Regions from separate parts of the Homo sapiens genome. Here region 2 is linked to region 1. The links are chromatin loops, found by intact Hi-C in ENCODE. Cell type or tissue: dorsolateral prefrontal cortex. All regions are shown on one strand. Links, peaks and the distances in the headings refer to the core of each region. The heading gives the core; the rest is flanking DNA.

The links. Peaks named below come from ENCODE experiments on the same cell type or tissue, not always from the same donor. Only the 100,000 strongest peaks of a DNase experiment are listed, where the experiment ranks them.
Region 2: it touches region 1 in a loop (6-fold over the local background); 2 of 110 quality-filtered maps call a loop at or near these places.

Annotation. Positions count from the first base shown.
Region 1 is chr16:14,117,236-14,126,896 of GRCh38, reverse strand. All of the region lies in intron 2 of MRTFB (myocardin related transcription factor B), which reads right to left. Among named protein-coding and RNA genes, the nearest start is that of MRTFB, 51 kb to the right of the region's middle. In dorsolateral prefrontal cortex, for the core only: no CTCF peak of the experiment used is centred there; no DNase peak of the experiment used is centred there; H3K27ac peaks cover 1,508 bases.
Region 2 is chr16:14,001,446-14,011,106 of GRCh38, reverse strand. It overlaps LINC02185 (long intergenic non-protein coding RNA 2185), which reads left to right. Exons shown (of 3, transcript NR_110909.1): 3 at 1,310-1,831. It also overlaps a transcript of MRTFB not described here. Among named protein-coding and RNA genes, the nearest start is that of LINC02185, 9.7 kb to the left of the region's middle. In dorsolateral prefrontal cortex, for the core only: no CTCF peak of the experiment used is centred there; no DNase peak of the experiment used is centred there; H3K27ac peaks cover 871 bases.

The DNA of each region.
Region 1 (9,661 bases), core at 3,070-5,569:
CACTTAACTATCATAGTATTTAGCCCCTGTTTCAGGAGAGATCTCGTCAAATTAGAACTGTGATGGTTAAAGTTTCCTCCTCTGTTGTCAGACTGCTTGGGTTCAAATTCCAGCTGTGAAATTTTTTAGCTGGTGGGCAAGTTACTTAAACTTTCAAAGCCACAGCATCTTTAGTTAAAGCTGGGGGTGACAAACGTACTTATTTCACAGGATTGATGGGAGAATTGAAGAGATAATAGATGTGAGGCGCACAGCAGAGCTATGAATAAATCAGTAAATGTCAATAATGTCAGCAATTAGTGTTATTATTCTGTCTACCACATTCTTGGTTTCCCGCATCGATTATGTGAAATAATATAAAAAGTATAACATTATTATTTTTAAAAAATTTAACCCCCTTTCTAGCTTGTCTTGACTTTCTAATTAAACTTCAAACTTCCAAATAAAAAAAGTTTATTTCTACCAACTGTTCTGACACACAAAGAAAAATATTCTGATGAATAAATGATAATAGGGTTTTAAAGTTTTCCTAGCCCAGGCATAATACAGGTTAGCTCTTAAAGTAACAGAGGTTGAAATTAATATTTATATTTTGCATTGTTAAATCCAATATTTGGGATTTAACAGACATTTGGATTTCTAGGTATCTGGCAACATAACACGGCTATACATATAAACTAAGGTTTTTTTAAAAAGGAAAAAAAAACCCTCTGGCTTTTAGAGAGTGGGTATTGTTTCTAAAGTTACTTCTTGAAACTAGGTAACCAAACTAATCTTAGTGAATTAAGAATTTCCTAAGGCTTTATTTTCTAAAGTTCAATCAGTAAAATAAATTTCTCCATGTACTTTTTATTCCTTACCACATTATCTCTTTAGCTTTTCCTTAGAGTAGCCAGAGAAGTTAAGAAGTTTGAGTGTAGTCCTTGAAAGTAATTATTCAGGGTTACAATTTCTGTGCTGGAAATGACTAAACTAAGGAAAGGGAGGGCAGCTCAGGTTTCTGTGTTCCGCAAACTCTTTGTTTTTCAAGCGGCATTATTTTAATTATTTCCTATAAATACATCACTGTCCTTAAGAGAAATATTTTTCAGATAAAGATGAAAAATGTTAACCATCACTTGAAAAATCACTTGGAAATGACCTCAGCATATTATAAACCTCAGACAGACGTAAAGTACAAAAACCCATTTGCCAAATAAGAAAAGCAACTACTACCAACAATTTCATGAAACAAGTTATTCCAAAAAGAAAAAGATTTAGAAGGTTTTATCAGGTGAGTGGAAACAATATGTTTACAAAATTTCTGGGAGACACTGTAAAAAACTACCAACTGGAAAAACAGAGGTGCTTGCTAGAGAAGAGTCTGCTCACTCTCACCCATCCCTACTGCTAGGCACAGCACCTCTGGGGGTTCCCCTCCAAGCTGCCCGCTCCAGCTGACATAAGCAGAATCTGTTTGCCAGGCTAGATTGCCATTAAACCGAATTCAGATTTTCTCTGAAATCTAAGATGAGACCTCAAGCCCACAGTATTTACCCCCAGGAATTTTGCCCATGAAACAGAAATGGCCTTGCTGGAGGGGCTGGCAGCAGGTGTGCCTAGTGCTGCCTTTGCACACACCCTTGCCGAGGTGGCCTCAAGAAAGGCAGAGGCAGTTGCAGCCAGCCCACCTCTCTGAGAGAGACAACAGTGGGCATTCATCCATGTTGATGTAACATTCCAGTCTCTTTCTCTTTAGCACACCGGACAGCAAGCAATCAGAACCATTATTACTGCACTAGTGAAAGACAATATGCCAACCTTAACCTGTAGGCTGCAGCCAAGGATTCCAGTGGGGTCTTTATTTGAAGTTCTAAGGGAATTCTACTAGGTATCAAAGTACAAAAGAAAACGCAGATTTCAGTTTTGAACAATTCAACCCTATACACCAGCAAGGTACGCAGAAAACACAAAGGAAAACATATAACAGGAAATACTGTAGTGGTTAAAAAATATTTTATAGGAAAAAAAACTGAAAACAACCTACTACCCATCAGTAGGGTTAACACATGTTAATACACATTCCTTCCGAAACTGTTCCAAACAACAGAAAAAGAGAGAATGTTTCCTAACTCATTTTATGAGGCCAGCATCATCCTGATACCGTAAAACCTGGCAGAGACACAACAAAAAAAGAAAATTTCTGGCCAATATCCCTGATGAATATCGATGCAAAAGTCCTCGATAAAATACTGGCAAACCGAATCCAGCAGCACATCAAAAAGCTCATCCACCACGAGTCGGCTTCATCCCTGGGATGCAAGGCTGGTTCAACATATGCAAATCAATAAACGTAATCCATCATATAAACAGAACTAATGACAAAAACCACATGATTATCTCAATAGATGCAGAAAATGCCTTTGACAAAATTCAACACCGCTTCATGCTAAAAACTCTCAATAAACTAGGTATTGATGGACCATATCTCAAAATAGTAAGAGCTACTTATGACAAATCCATAGCCAATATCATACCGAATGGGCAAAAACTGGAAGCATTCCCTTTGAAAACTGGCACAAGACAAGGATGCCCTCTCTCACCACTCCTATTCAACACAGTATTGGAAGTTCTGGCCAGAGCAATCAGGCAAGAGAAAGAAATAAAGGGTATTCGAATAGGAAAAGAGGAAGTCAAATTGTCTCTGTTTGCAGATAACATGATTATATATTTAGAAAACCCCATCATCTCAGCCCGAAATCTCCTTAAGCTGATAAGCAACTTCAGCAAAGTCTCAGGATACAAAATCAATGTGCAAAAATCACAAGTATTCTTATACACCAATAACAGACAGAGAGCCAAATCATGAGTGAACTCCCATTCACAATTGCTACTGAAAGAATAAAATACCTAGGAATACAACTTACAAGGGATGTGAGGGATCTCTTCAAGGAGAACTAGAAACCACTGCTCAAGGAAATAAGAGAGGGCAAAAACAAATGGAAAAACATTCCATGCTCATGGATAGGAAGAATCAATATCGTGAAAATGGCCACACTGCCCTAAGTAATTTATAGATTCAATGCTATCCCCATCAAGATACCATTGACTTTCTTCACAGAATTGGAAAAAACTACTTTAAACTTCATATGGAACCCAAAAGGAGCCCTCATAGCCAAGACAATCCTAAGCAAAAAGAACAAAGCTGGAGGCATCACACTACCTGACTTCAAACTATATGACAGGGCTAGTAACCAAAACAGCATGGTACTAGTACCAAAACAGATATATAGACCAATGGAACAGAACAGAGGCCTCAGAAATAAGACCATACATCAACAACCTGACAAACCTATACAAACAAGCAATGGGGAAAGGATTCCCTATTTAATAAATGGTGTTGGGAAAACTGGCTAGCCACATGCAGAAAACTGAAACTGGGCCCCTTCCTTACATCTTATACAAAAATTAACTCAAGATAGATTAAAGACTTAAATGTAAGACCTAAAACCATAAAAATTCTAGAAGAAAACCTAGGCAATACCATTTAGGACATAGGCATGGCAAGGACTTCATGTCTAAAACACCAAAAGCAACGGCAACAAAAGCCAATGGCATCTAATTAAACTAAAGAGCTTGTGAACAGCAAAAGAAACTATCATCAGAGTGAACAGGCAACCTACAGAATGGGAGAAAATTTTTGCAATCTATCCATCTGACAAAGGGCTAATATCCAGAATCTACAAAGAACTTAAACAAATTTACAAGAAAAAAACAAACAACCCCATCAAAAAGTGAGCAAAGGGTGTGAACCGACACTTCTCAAAAGAAGATATTTATGCAGCCAACAAACATATGAAAAAATGCTCGTCATCACTGGTCATTAGAGAAATGCAAATCAAAACTACAATGAGATACCATCTCACGCCAGTAAGAATGGTGATCATTAAAAAGTCAGGAAACAACAGATGCTGGAGAGGATGTGGAGAAATAGGAATGCTTTTACACTGTTGGTGGGAGTGTAAATTAGTTCAACCATTGTCGAAGACAGTGTGGTGATTCCTCAAGGATCTAGAACTAGAAATACAATTAGACCCAGCAATCCCATTACTGTGTATATACCCAAAGGATTATAAATCATTCTACTATAAAGACACATGCACACATATGTTTACTGTGGCACTATTCACAATAGCAAAGACTTGAAACCAACCCAAATGTCCGTCAATGATAGACTGGATAAAGAAAATAAATGTGGCACATATATACACCACGGAATACTATGCAGCCATAAAAAAGGATGAGTTCATATCCTTTGCAGGGACATGGATGAAGCTGGACACCATCACTCTCAGCAAACTAACATAAGAACAGAAAACCAAACACCGCATGTTCTCACTCATAAGTGGGAGCTGAATAATAAGAACACATGGACACAGGGAGGGAAACATCACACACCAGGGCCTGTTGCAGGGTAGGGGGCTAGGGGAGGGATAGCATTAGGAGAAATACCTAAGGTAGGTGACCGGCTGATGGGTGCAGCAAACCACCATGGCACGTGTATATACATGTAACAAAACTGCATATTCTACACATGTACCCCAGAACTTAAAGTATAATAAAAAAAAAGTTGGTACATTAATTCCACTGAAATTACGCTATTATTGAAAAAAAAAAAACAGATCCATATGTACTGAAAGGGGAAAATGTCCATGATACATAATTAAATAGAAAAAGTTAACTGCTGAACAGAATGTCCTATGTGTATATATATAACACTTACATAGAAAGAACAAGAGAAAGAACGGGGAAGGCAGGGAGAGTGGAGGCAGCCTGGCAGGCTGCATGCCAAAGAAACAGAGACAGGAGGTGAGAAAAAAGGGACAGAGCAGAGGTAAAAGAGAGAAGAAAGTCAGGAGGCTGGTAGAGAGTGACAGAGAATGTACACACCCAACCGGCTATCTCTGAGTGTACCATACAGTAGCTACTCACCACATGTTCTACTTAAATATAAATCAATTACAATTAAATTAAAAAACTCAGTTCTACAATTGCACCTGTCACATTTTAAGGGCTTGACGGCCACATATGGTTAATGGTTACTACACTGATGGTACAAAATAGAACATTTCCATCATTGCAGAAAACTCTATGGGGGAGTGCTATTCTACACCCTTTGGTATTGCGTCAAATTTTTATAATGAGCGTGTGCTACCTTTACAGTCTGCAAAGAGAATAAAGACATTTCCAATTTGAAAAAAACAAAAACAAAAACGCTTTCAGGGCTTTTCCCCTCATTCTGCAACTCTTTTTATACTTCCTTTTCAAACACCACAGAAGCACTAGAGTTTGCATAAGAGGTTAACAATCTAAGTAGTAGTCAATTTTCTCTAACTTATTTAATTTTTACTAACTCAATTCTACTTAATAAGAGTTCAAATGTCACCAAAATAAGGAATACAACAAACATTTGGAGCATCGTGACATCGCTCTTGTTCTTTAAAACAGAAAAAAAGGTCATGTTACTCATTCTCAGCAGAAGCAGAAGTGGTTGACAGAAACCCCTTACAGTTCAGACAAACATTTTAAATGGAAGCTTTTCTTCAAAAGAATAATGGCACTTAAAAATAGCATTCTTTTTTTTTCTGATTCAATTCAGTACAAAGTAGAAAGGGGAAAAAATAAGCCTAAAGCTCAATGTAAAAAAAAAAAAAGCCATATTAACTGAAAAAGAAAATGACAATGCTAAGAACCAGCTTTCAAATGAAGACTGTAACACCAAAGCAAAGAACACTCACAATAACCAGTTTTAAAGAGTTTCTGATGTAAGAGAAATTTGAGGTGAGGTTTTAAGAGAGCAACAGCTTAAAGAAGAGTTAATCAAAAAGACTTCTGGAAAAAATATACTATACATATATATGAGTTTATGTGGAATGCACAAATAACTTCTTGAGACCCTTAATCTTCTTTGAAAAAAACCACTCATTGCTGCTGAAAGATTATAGCCCAGGCCCTACTTCTATATCTACCAGCACCCAGTGACCCATGGTCCCACAGACAGACCTTACCTGTGTCCTCAGAGTTCTCCTCAAAGCCCTCCACAAAATCAAGTCCACCTACTTTCCTAGCACAACCACCCACTATTCTATCCCCCACACACTAAGTTCCAATCATAACCATCCACTCAAGGTTCTTAACAGGGCCTTGCATAATGTATCAATATATAAAGCCACAGTGATTAAGATAGTGCAGAAGTGACACAAGCATATATTATTTTAAAAGAATGTATTATAAACCGATGAAGCTGCCCATGTATACTAAGGAAACTGAATACGTGATAAGGTGGCATCACAAATCAGTGGGGAAAAAGATAAGACTATGCAATCAGTGACACTGGCTTGTGCAACCAGTTTACTCACGTGGAAAATTTTCTCTATCTTATATGCACACACAGAAATAAATTGCACATGGATTAGACCTACACTGAAAAAAAACAGAACAAACTTTTAGAAGGAAACATGGTAGGATCTCTTTATGACCCCAAAGTACTTAGAGAACGGAGGGATTAAACATGATGTAAAAAGCACCAACCATAAATGAACAGACTGACAAGTATGACTTGATTATAATGTGAAACTGGCACCCAACAAAGCATACCACAAAGTGGAAAGATAAGCCATGATGGAGAACATATGTGAACTATGGAAAACAGGAAATGCAAAATATCAACAAAAGGTTAATCTGAGATATATAAGGATATAAACATACATAAGAAAAAGAACATACAAAAGAAAATCTGACAAGCCCCAAAAGAGGAAACGGAAACAGCCAAATAAACATAAGAAGTGATGCCCAAATTCACTAGAAATGAAGGAAATGTACTATTTCACATTGGCAAAAATTTGAAAGTCTGACAGTACCAAGTCTTGGCAAGAATATGAGGCAACAGAAATTCTGAGACAGTGCTGTCAGGAGCTGAAACCTCAAAGCTGCTCTGGAGAATGATCTGGCAACGTCCAGTGAAGCTGAGGAAATGTAGGACCCTACACGTCAGCTGTTCCACCTGCAGGTGCTGTTAAATTCAGTTTAGCCTAAAGCTGCTATGCGAGGCCATTATTTTAGACTAAACTCCTACACTAAGCCCCAACAGACCAAACCAACCAAAATACAATCACTTATACTAAATATGATATAATCAAACTAAAACTTAAAAAAAAATAAGTTTAAAACAGACCAGATTTTTTCTCCTATAAGCAAAAAATTCCAACAAAAAAAGGTTCCCTCTACTCTAACCCTTACAAAAAAATTATCTGAAGTCCTTGTTCCCACCTTGCAAAGTCCACTGGTCTACTATTTCCTAGTAAAATTTAAAACCAAAGTGACATTAATGCCTAAAGTTTTGGTCAATCTCTCAAAAGTGAAATTTTGAGAGACTGATCAAAAAGGAAAAACCATTCAATTAAATTTAGTCTAAACCTGCCTCCTTATGTATTTTAAATTCAGCTTAAAGGTTTCTCTATACATAAGAAACTATAACCTAACTAAATACATAAACAAACTATAACCTACTCTTGTGCCAATCACCTAGTTTCAGCCAATCAGAGGCAGCCAACTGCCAAACTATATTCAAATAAGACCAACAATGAACTATAACCAATCCGACGGTTTCTGCACCTCACTTCCATTTTCTGTATGGCACCTTTCTTTTTCTGTCCATAAATCTTCAACCACGTGACTATACTAATCCTAGCTTCTCTAATCCTGGTCTAGTTTGGGGGCTGCCCGATTCACAAACTGTTCTTCATTCAATTAAATTCTATTATATTTAATTTGTCTAAGGTTTTTCTTTTAACAGTACAAACCCTAGAAAAGCTGTCAAACATGCACGAGACACATACCACAATGTTGAAAATAACCAAAACCTCTCATTGACAGAAGAATGGATAAACTGTAGTGTAGTCCTAAAATATCATACAACAAAACTGAAAGAATTACTGCTATACACATCTACATGGCTAAATCTCACACGAAAGGCTAAATGAAAAAAGCAAGCCACAGAAATATATACACAGTATGATACCATACTATGCAAAGTTCAAAATCTTCAAACCAAATGTAGTTTTAATAATATACAAACAATATATAGTTTATATATATATGTGTGTGTGTATATATATGTGTGTATATATATATGTAAATACTTACACTATATATATATGTATATATCAATAGTGTGTACAGGCATGCACCACCACACCAGGCTAATTTTTGTATTTTTTGTAGAGATGGGGTTTGGCCATGTTGCCCAGACCGGTCTCGAACTCTTGAGCTCAAGCAATCCGCCCAACTCAGTTTCCCCAAAGTGCTGGGATTACAGGCATTAAGCCACCACGCCAGGCCTCCCCATCTTTCCTACATGGGAGATACAAACACACACTTCGGGATGATGGTGGTTCTGCAGAAAGAAGATGGGGAGGCTTGGCACAGTGGCTTAACGCCTGTAATTCCAGCACTTTGGGAGGCCGAGGCGGGCAGATCGCTTGAGTTCAGGAGTTCAAGACCAGACTGGGCAACATGGCAAAACCCCATCTCTATAAAAAAAAGAATACAAAAACTAGCTGGGTGTGGTGGCGTGTGCCTGTAGTCCCAGCTACTCAGGAGACTGAGGCGGGAGGATGACTTGAGCCTGGGAGGTGGAGGGGGCAGTGAGTCGAGATCATGCTGCTGCACTCCAGCCTGGGTGACAGAATGAGACCCTGTCTCACAAAAAAAAAAGAAAAAGAAAAAAAAAAAAAAAGATGAGGGAATGGCATCTGGGAGAGGCACACAGGGGAGCATCAACTCTATGTGCAATGTTCTATTCTATTTTATATCATTTTTTCTTTTAATGTAAATCAAAGCTAGCAAAATGTTAAGATTTGACTAAGCTAGGTGGAGGTTATATTATTCTCTATGTTTTTCTGTATTCATGAAATACTTTAAAGCATGAAGTAACATATTTTTAAAGAAAGAGAAAAAGGGGGAAGAGGCTGAAATTTACCAAAATGGTTGTCTATATTAAACCTATGAATGGCTTTTCTTTTTTCCTTTCTAGTCTTCCTGATTTTCTAACTTTTTTTTCCCTATAAAGTCATCCCAGGTACCTCTTTCTAGTCCAGATTATTCTCCATCTCACTCCCAAAACCAACCGTGCACTTTCCTATCCCTTTGGTACAGAACTGAGCACTGCAGTTGGCACCATCTCCTCCACTGGAATCCAAGTTCTTGGAGGGACAGCCACAAGCATTCTTATTTGTCTATAAATTATATTTTAAATGCCTACAATGTGCCAGTTATTGTGCCAGGAGCTGGAGAAACATAAACAAACACAACAGACATTGTCCCTTTCTCCATTGAACTTAGTCTCAAGGAATAGAAACATTTAAGTAAAACACAGAAAAAACTATATAATTAAAACTGTGAAAAATGCTGTGAAGGAAAAGAATAGATGCTATGGGACCATGTATTAGGAAGGCCTGATCAAGACTGGATAGGAGGAGTAGGAATGTGCCAGGAAAGGAAGGGTGTAAGGGCCTTCTGGACAGAGAGGCAAAACCCACCAGTGTCTTTCTCACTGGGCTGGGAGCGCCTTGAGGGCAAGGACTGCTTGTGATTCCTATCTGTGCCCATTATTTGTACAGTG
Region 2 (9,661 bases), core at 2,515-5,014, 120 kb after region 1:
ATTTGTCCAAAAGTGACAGGAACAGGGGTGGCAGAGCCAGAACTGGCACCCAGCCTACTAACGCCCAGGCCAGGCCATCTTCACCTTATGCCTGGGGCCCACCTGTCTGGCTCAGACCCCTCAGTCATCTTCATTACAGCTTTCTTCCCTCCAATACTAGAATACACTGTCCAATAGATCTTTCTGTGGTAACAGAAATGTTCTATAGCTGTGCTATCCAATACGGTAACCACTAACTACATGTGGCTATTGAGATGTATCTAGTGCAAATAGGAAGTAAATGTTTAATGCTATTTAATTTTACTTAATTTACACTTGAATGGCCACATGTGGCTAATGCCTACCATATTGGACAAGGCAACTCTAGAGGTCAGAAATGAAGGCCAGGCATGGTGGCTCATGCCTATAATCCCAGCATTTTGGGAGGCTGAGGCAGGAGGATTGCCTGAGCCCAGGAGTTCGAGACCAGCCTAGGCAACATAGGGAGACCTCATCTGTATAAAAATAGCCAGGCATGGTGGCACGCACCTGTAATCCCAGCACTGTGGGAAGCTGAAGTGGGAGGATCACTTGAGTCCACGAGTTCAAGACCAGCCTGGGCAACATGGCAAATCCCCATCTCTACAAAAAATTAAAAAATTATGGTAGCCTGAGCCTGTGGCCCCAGCTACTCGGGAAGCTGAGGCAGGGGGATTGCTTGAAGTTGAGGCTGCAGTGAGCCATGATCCTGCCATTGCACCCCAGCCTGGGTGACAGAGCAAGATCCTGTCTCAAAAAAGAAAATAAATCATATCATAGCAAGTCTACTGAGATCCACTCCATGTAATTATCATATGAATAGAAGATCCTTGTAAGAACTGTTGAGGCTAAACTGCCTGGACCTTGTTGGGGGCTAAATTCCCTTTCATCAGGGCACAACCTGAGATGTCTTTGCTCAAGCTATTTCTTCCTTCCCTGGCAGCATCCTACCCAGCTTCTAATCTAAGCTCAAACACACCCTCCTTCAGGAAGATTTGCTGTTCTACCTTCTCCCCACCAAGCAGAGTGAAGGGATTCTTCTTTGGAACTCCCACTCTCCTTTATTTATCTCCAGATGGATGAAAAAGGAAGAGGGTTTCTGTTTTGCTAAAAGCCCTCTGGTGAGCAAGTGGATGAAAGAGGAGAGAGTTTGCCTGGGGCAGGGGTGGAAGGGGGAGTCGTGGCAGGGGCAAATGCTAGGTAGCTTGAGAGAGATAAAGAAGATGTAATTAGAGAAGAGGGGTGATATGTGATTTAACCTTCTCCTTTATCTGCCCTACAACATCTTTAGTGAAAGTCGACATTGCAAACCACAGTGACACGTGGATAAAACTCACGTTGTTGGGGGGAGAAGAGCAAAACATATGCTTCACAATAAAAACACTCAGTATCCTAGGAATAGGAGGGAACTTCCTCAACCAGATAAAGGGCATCTATGAAAAACCCAGAGCTAACATCACACTTAATCGTGAAAGACTGAAAGCTTTCCCTCTAAAATCAGAAACAAGAAAAGGATGTCTACTACTGCCACTGCTATTCAACATTGTTCTGGAAAATTCTAGGCAGAACAAGTAGGCAAGAGAAAAGAAGAGGTATCCAGATTGGAAAGGAAGAAATAAAACTGTCTCTGTTTGACAGTTGTCATAACCTTGTACATAGAAGATTATGAAGAAGCTACCAAAAACTATTTGAATGACTAAACAAGTTTAGTATGGTTGCAGGATACAAGATCAATATGCAAAAACCAGCTGTAGTTCTTCTATATGTTGAAAAGAAGAAAATTTAGAACGAAATTAAGAAAAATTCATTCACAAGAGCATCAAAAAGGATAAAAAATAAGGCCAGGCATGGTGGCTCATGCCAGTTAATCCCAGCACTATGGGAGGCTGAGGAAGGAGGATCACTCAAGCCCAGGAGTTTGAGACCACCTGAGCAACACGGCAAGACTCTATCTCTACCAAAAATTTTAAAAAATTAGCCAGGTGTAGTGGCCATGCCTGCAGTCCTAGTTACTCAGGAGGTTGAGGTGGGAGGATCACTTGAACTCAGGAGATTGAGGCTGCAGTGAGCTATGATCTGGCCACTGTACTCCAGCCTGGGTGTCAGAGAGAGAGACCCTGTCTCTAAATGAAAATAAATAAATACATAAAATTTTAAAAAAGAATGAAATACTTAGGAATACATTTAACCAAAGAAGTATGAGGCTTTTTACATTGCAAAACTATATAACATTGTTGAAAGAAACTAAAGAAGACCTAAATAAATGGAAAGACATCCCATGTTTATAGATGGAAAAGTTTAATATTAAGATAGCAAAACTTCTCAAATTGATCTACAGATTCAATGCCATCCTTTCAAAATACCAGCTAACTTTTTTGCAGAAGTTAACAAACCAATCCTAAAATTCATATGGAAATTCAAGAGAATCAGAGCAGTTAACCTTCAAAAAGAACAAAGTTGGAGGGTTCATACTTCCTGAGTACTAAAACTTAGTACAAAGCTATAGTAATCAGATACTATGAAATTGACATAAGGACAGACATATAGATCACTTGACTAGGCTTGACAGTCCAGAAATAAACCTTCACATTTCTGATCAATTGATTTTCTACGAGGCAGCCAACACAATTCTGTTTTAAATATGGTGGTAGGACAACGGAGTAGCTACATTCAAAAGAATGAAGTGAGACCCTTAACTCACACCATAAACAAAAACTAATTCAAAATGGATCAAAGACCTAAATGCAAGCATTAAAACTATAAAACTCTTAGAAGAAAACATAGGAGGAAATCTTCATGACCTTGGATTAGTCAATGGATTCTAAGATATGATACCCAAAGCATAAGCAACAAAAGAAAAAATAGAAAAATTGGACTTTATTTTTTTAAGAGATGGGGTCTTGTTATGTTGCCCAGGCTGGACTTGAAATCCTAGGCTCAAGTGATCCTCCTACCTCAGCCTCCTGAGTTGCTGGGACTACAAACATGTACCGCCATGCCCAGCTAAATTGGACTTTAAAATGGAAAACTTTTGTGCTTCAAAGACGTCAAAAAAGTGAAGACAACCCACAGAATGAGAGAAAATTTTCACAAATTGTATATCTGATAAGAGACTTGTGCCTAGAATCTATAAAGAATGATTACCACTCAATAATAAAAAGACAAATAACCCCATTAAAAACAGGCAAAGGATCTGAATAGACGTTTCTCCAAAGAAGATAAATAAATGGCCGATAAACACTTGAAAAGATGCTCAACATCATTTGCCATCAGGGAAAAGCAAATCAAAACCATGATGAGATGATGAGATACCACTTCACACCCACTAGGGTGGCTATAATAAAAAAGACAGATCGTAATAACTGTTGGCAAGGAGGTAGTGAAATTCGAACCATCATCACACATTGCTGGTGGGAATGTAAAGTAGCACAGAGCTTTGAAAAACTGTTTGGCAGTTTCTCAAAAACTTAGAGTTACCATATGACTCAGCAACTTCCCTCGTAGGTATATAGAAGAGAAATGAAAACATATGTCCACACAAAAACTTGTACATGAATGTTCATAGCCGTATTATTCATAATAGCCAAAAGTGGAAATCACCCAAATGGTAAACTGATGAGTGAATAAATAAAATGTGCTTTATACATATGATGAAACATTCTTTGTCAATAATGAAGAACTGATCCCTGCCGCAACATGGGGGAACTTAAAAGCATGATGTTAAGTGAAGGAAGTCAGATTCAAAGGTCCATGATTCCATTATAAATGGCATTCCATCTGTGGAATTCCATATATGGAACGTCTAGAATAGGAACACTTCCTTTCTATAGAGACAGAAAGGAAATTAGGAGTTGCCAAGAGAGGATGGGGAGACTGGTGGGTGATGGCTGAGAAGGTGGCCGTGTTTCTTTTTGGGGTAACGAAAGTGTTCTGAAATTGATTGTAGTGATGGCAGTACAACTCTGAATTTACTGAAAGCCATTGACTTGTACATTTTAAATTGGTGACTTGTACGGTGTACGAATTACATCTCAATAAAGCTGGTTTTCTTTTCTTTGTTTCTTTATTTTAATAGACAGGGTCTCACTCTGTTGCCCAGGCCGGAGTGCAGTGGTGCGATCATAGCTCACTGCAGCCTTGAACTCTTGAGCTCAAGCAATCCCCCCACCTCAGCCTCCCAAGTAGCTGAGACTATAGGCATTTGCCACCATACCCAGCTAATTTTGTTTATTTTTTGTAGAGATGAGGTCTTGCTATGTTGCCCAGGCTGGTCTTGAACTCCTTGGCTCAAGTAATCCTCTTGCCTTGGCCTTCCAAATTGCTGGAATTACAGGCATGAGCCACCACACCCAGCTAATAAAGCTCTTTAAAAAAAAAAAAGTTGCATATGGATACATACAACATATCATTTATATGAAAATATTGAAACATGCAAACAATACTATTGTTTAGAACACATACAAGGGCAGCGAACGCAGAAAGACATGCATGTGGATTATAAGGGCACAAATGGTTAGTGCATGAGAGAGACACAGGCTGCTTCAACTATAATTCTAACGTTTCTTTTTTTTTTTTTGAGACAGAGTCTCACTCTGCTGCCCAGGCTGGAGTGCAGTGGCGTGATCTCAGCTCACTGCAACCTCTGCCTCTGGTCAAGCGATTCTTATGCCTCAGCCTCCGGAGTAGCCATGATTACAGGCGCGTGCTACCACAACCAGCTAATTTTTGTATTTTTTTTTTTCTTTTGAGACGAGTTTTGCTCTTGTTGCCCAGGCTGGAGTGCAATGACACAATCTCGGCTCGCTGCAACCTCCGCCTCCCGGCTTCAAGTGGTTCTCCTGCCTCAGCCTCCCAAGTAGCTGGGATTATAGGCATGCGCCACCACGCCCAGCTAATTTTTCTGTATTTAGTAGAGACAAGTTTTCATCATGTTGGTCAGGCTGGTCTCGAACTCTTGATCTCAGGTGATCCACCCGCTTCAGCCTCCTAAAGTGCTGGGATTACAGGTGTGAGCCACCACACCCGGCTAATTTTTGTATTTTTAGCAGAGATGCGGTTTCACCATGTTGGCCAGGATGGTCTCCAACTCCTGATCTCAAGTGACCCACCCGCCTCAGCCTCTCAAAGTGCTGGGATTACAGGCATGAGCCACCACACCCAGCCGTAACATTCATTCTTAAGCTTGGCAGTGGAACATGATATTATCCCACATACCTTTTCTGTTTGCTTGAAATTCTTTGTGAAATAATTTCCCAGGCATTTTCCAATGCTGCAGAAACTGGACATGTGTATTTGATGGATGAATTGGGGGACTGGCCTAAGGGGGCCCTGGACTGGAAAAGCTGGTCCCTTTCAGGTTCCCCACACTCAATAAAACATTTCCTGTATTGAATCCAGCAATCTCTGGGACCATCTCCGGAACATGCTTTCCCATAGTTGGTGTTCTGCAGAAAATAGTACGGCCTTTGCAACCATCCAGACAGCCCTGGTTTGAGTCCCCGCTCTGCCCTCATTACCAGCATGGCCTCTCAACAATTACTAAATACCTCTGGGCTTTACTTTCCCATCTGCTAAATGGGAATCATACCACCTGCTCCTTGAAACTAGTGATGATGGAATGCAGAAGCCCTTGCAAGGTGCCTGGCTTCCCCTGCCTGCTGAGGACGAGGCTCTCACTCTCTGCTGAATCTTTCTGGGTGATGCAGGTTGTACTGGACCCTACATTCCTTTGCACGGTGTGTGATCGGCCATCAATCAGTACTCCCTGAGTAGAACTGACTTTAAGAGCCTCAACTTCCTTCCTCCCTTCCTTACTACTTTGAAAAGCCAAGGGAACCAAAGGCTTCTGAAGAGAGCTCCCTTCATTACTTTAAAAAACAAAGAAATGTAGAAATAAGCTGGCTCTGTCATTCTCCATGGATCGTTTTTGTGTTCTCAGCTGTTGTTCATCAGTTCCTGGAGGCTCACAGGGCAGTGCCAGCCCCCAGGGGCCAAGGAATGGGATGATGGTGTGTGAGGATCTGGATGTAGCCTTCCCACCTCCAGTCATGCAGGCTCCTTCAGCCCTTCCTGGAGCACAGAGAGTTGGATGCCTTGGCCCAGGCCCTTGGCAGTGAGATTTAGTCCCTGCTGATTGCAGCCCAGCCCCTGGGGGAGAACCGGGCCTCAGAAACTGAGACTGAGATCCAGGTGGACAGATGGGAGCTGGTTCTATGCTGACCAGGGTAGATGGAAATGCTGACTGCCCAGAGGAGCTTCTGGAGAAAGCTGTCATGGAGGTAATTCCAGTGACTGAACAGAACCCAGGAAGTGCATTCTCTGAGCTTTGGGCCCTGAAGCTTCCTCTTCCAAATGTCAGTTGCAGCACAGAGCTCAGCACTCGGCCATTCCTTCACTCCCTCTGGGACTTGGCTGGTTTGTTTTGGGAAGGTTGCAGTCCCTGTGTCTGGCTCAGGTCTCAATGTCATCCAAAGTCTTTGTGGCCAATGGGAAAGGGAGCAGGGAGACAGAGCCCCATGGGGCCCCGTGGGCTGTGTCCTGGCCATCCTGGCCAGTGGGGGAGAGCCTGATCATGGTGCCCCTGAATGTCCCCAAAGGAGGTCAGAGCACAGGCCTTCTTTACGCCACTTCCACCCGACCCACAGTAACCCCACCGTGACTCCCTGCGGTTGCAACTTAGCTGAAAAGCGATACATCATTCTAGCTTCACCCGTGGACCTCTGGGATCCCTTGAGGCCCCATCTGTTCAGTGCCTGACCCTGATTAACCTGTGGTCCTTCTGGCCTAGGGCCTGGCATCATGGAACAGGATGGGCGGCTTTGGGAACCAAGGGAAAAGTGACAGTCCATTCCCTCCACCCCGGTTACTTGTCTGCGGTCCAGCTAGCCATTCTCCCATCCACTGGATGAAGGTCCTACAGAAATCAAGGTCCGGGGCTGCCACCAAGCCTTCTGGCTTCTCCAAGGAGCTCCTGGGGCTCATGGCTTGCTGTCCACAGTCCCTGCCTGCCTCCCACCAGTCCTCCATTCTGCTGCCAAAACCACCCAACGAACCCTCAAATGCAACTGTCTCACAAACCCGCATTATGGACCCTGCTTGGCTCTCCTCCACAGACTGGAGGCCCACAGATGGGTTTTTGCTTGTCCTGCATTGAGATTTTTAAAAATCTGGAAGTTGCCCAGGTTCCCTTGAAACACCAGTTGGCTGGAGCTAGTGCAAGGCCTCCTTAGGCAGGTACTTAGGGAACAGTCCTCACCATTCCCTATCGTCTCACATCCAGCCTCATTCCCTCATGAAATGCAGTGTTTGGTGCCTGCATACTTTTGAGTTTCCCCCCTCTAGTCTCCAGGCAAAGGCTATTGTAGCATGGCAGGGAGGGAAGGAAGAAGGAAAGAAGTGTAGAGGAAGGAAGGAAGGAAGGGAGGGAGGGAGGGAGGGAGGGAGGGAGGCAGGCAGGCAGGCAGGCCGGCCGGCCCCAGCTCTGCTGGTGAATGCAGAGGGGCTCAAGCAGTGGTCTTCCCTGCCAGGACCTACGTGCATGCTCTGCAGAGCAGGCTGGGAGACGCCTCTGTCGGGAACTGCCATTGCACTGCTGTGGCTCTGGGAGCAGCAAACTGCCTGGGGGCTGTTCTCTGATTTCCAAACCACGGCAGGGAAGAGCACTGTGAGCGTGCGGGGGTGGAGGGTGGAGAGAGACAAGAAAGCAGGAGCAGAGGGAAGTGGAAGGGGCAGAGGCGTGCTGCTTAGCAACCGCGGAAGAAAATTTAGAGAAGTGACAGGACCATTTCTCCCTGTGCCTGAAAGGGAGGATTAAAAAGAAAGAAACAAAAAACTCGTCACACGCCTACACTTGCTCATCTTGTTGTGGCGGCTCTCGGAGTGTTGGCTGGAATTCACAGGGCTCCTCTGCAAGGGAGGGCCATTGTGGAGGATGCCTGGCCAGCCACGTGTGATGTGGGAAAAGCTACAAAAAACTACGTCCTCAATAGCTCAAGGGGGACCATCTTTGTGGCCCCTCAAGGGGAGGGAGTGAAGCCTTGCAAGAAAGATGTAAGGACACAACCTCACCTGTCTCATCTTTTCTCTCTCTCACTTCTTCCTCCTAAGTCTACCAACATCTAGAGAGAAAGGTGTCGGAGTCCTGTTCTCCATCTTTCTCCCAGAACCTCACGAACAGCCCCAACCCCATTCCTTCCTCCCCACCGAGAATTCTCTGTTGCTTTTCTTTCTTAATTTGATTTTCTCTGGCTCAGAATCGAGATCAAAAGAGGAAATTCTTTCCAGCCTTTTAGGAATAATTCCCAGAATCTCCCCCTGGAAATGCATACGTAATTACCATAATTATTTTTAAAGAAATCTTTCGTGTTCTCTTACCCGCTTCTTTTCCATCTCTCCTGCAGGCTTGGGGAGGAGGGGAGAGAGAGGAAGCTTCAAGAGTGTCTTTGTGGTTGCTGGTTGACCAGTATAAACGGTATTTACACATTTAGAGTGGCAGACTCACCAGTACGTGAGAGAATTGTCGATGATGCAGGCAACTTACATGAAATGTACCCCTCCAGCATTCAACGCAGCAGAATCACCTAGTAGAAGTTATTCTCTTTCTAATTTGTTTTCAGTTGTTTTAATTTCATCGAGTCTCAAGTTGGTGCTAGCCTAGGTCATTAACACCTCCCGGACACTTGCTAACCTTGCCTTTTTTTTTTTTCCCGGACGGAGTCTTGCTCTGTCACCCAGGCTGGAGTGCAGTGGCATCATCTCGGCTCACTGCAACCTCCGCCTCCTGGATTCAAGCGATTCTCCTGCCTCAGCCTCCCAAGTAGCTGGGATTACAGGCACCCCCAACTTTGGCCAATTAATTTTGGTATTTTTAGTAGAGACAGGGTTTCACCATGTTGGCCAGGCTGGTCTTGAACTCCTGACCTCAGGTGATCCACCCATCTCAGCCTCCCAAAGTACTGGGATTACAGGTATGAGCCACCATGCCTGGCCTAATCTTGCCTTTTAGCAACCATGACAGCACCAGTCTTCAGGCTTACAGCGAGCGAGAGCAACCAGCTATCTTTTAATCATAGTATTGCTTTTGGTTGTATTTATTTTCTACAGACCATGAGAGGGGCTTTTTGTTATGGCTGGTTCTTTTTAGAGGAAAGACAAATAATGAATCAGTAATAATTGAGTTGGAACAAGGATACAGTGCCTCATGGCAGAGGCCTGAAAAAGAGCCCAGATTTCCAGCTCCTATTCAGCGAAGTGGGTTCCCCAGGTGGCAGGCTGCAGATCAAGCTTGGGGAAGGTTCTGGTCTGAGGTCAGTGGGTCCAGCTGGTCAGCAGATGGCAACGAGGGAACTTTGGATGAGAGTTGTTGTCGGAGCCCGCCGGCCTGGTTTTGCAGCCTGCTTGAAGCCCGTCTCTTCCCTGGGATGACAGAAGCCAGTTCATCAGTGTTCACCGTGGGACACGAGGCTGAGGAGAGTGGGTGGCTGCTGAAGTCACCTTTGCTTCTGGCGGCCAAACCTGATTTTGCTCTGGGCGATCATTGTTCACTACTCTCAGATCTGGGTTTGAGCAGACTGGACCCACCTCGGGCCATCCGCGCTTGTCTTCGTTGCTTTGGGTACGGTGATGGGTTCTAGATGGGTAGTGA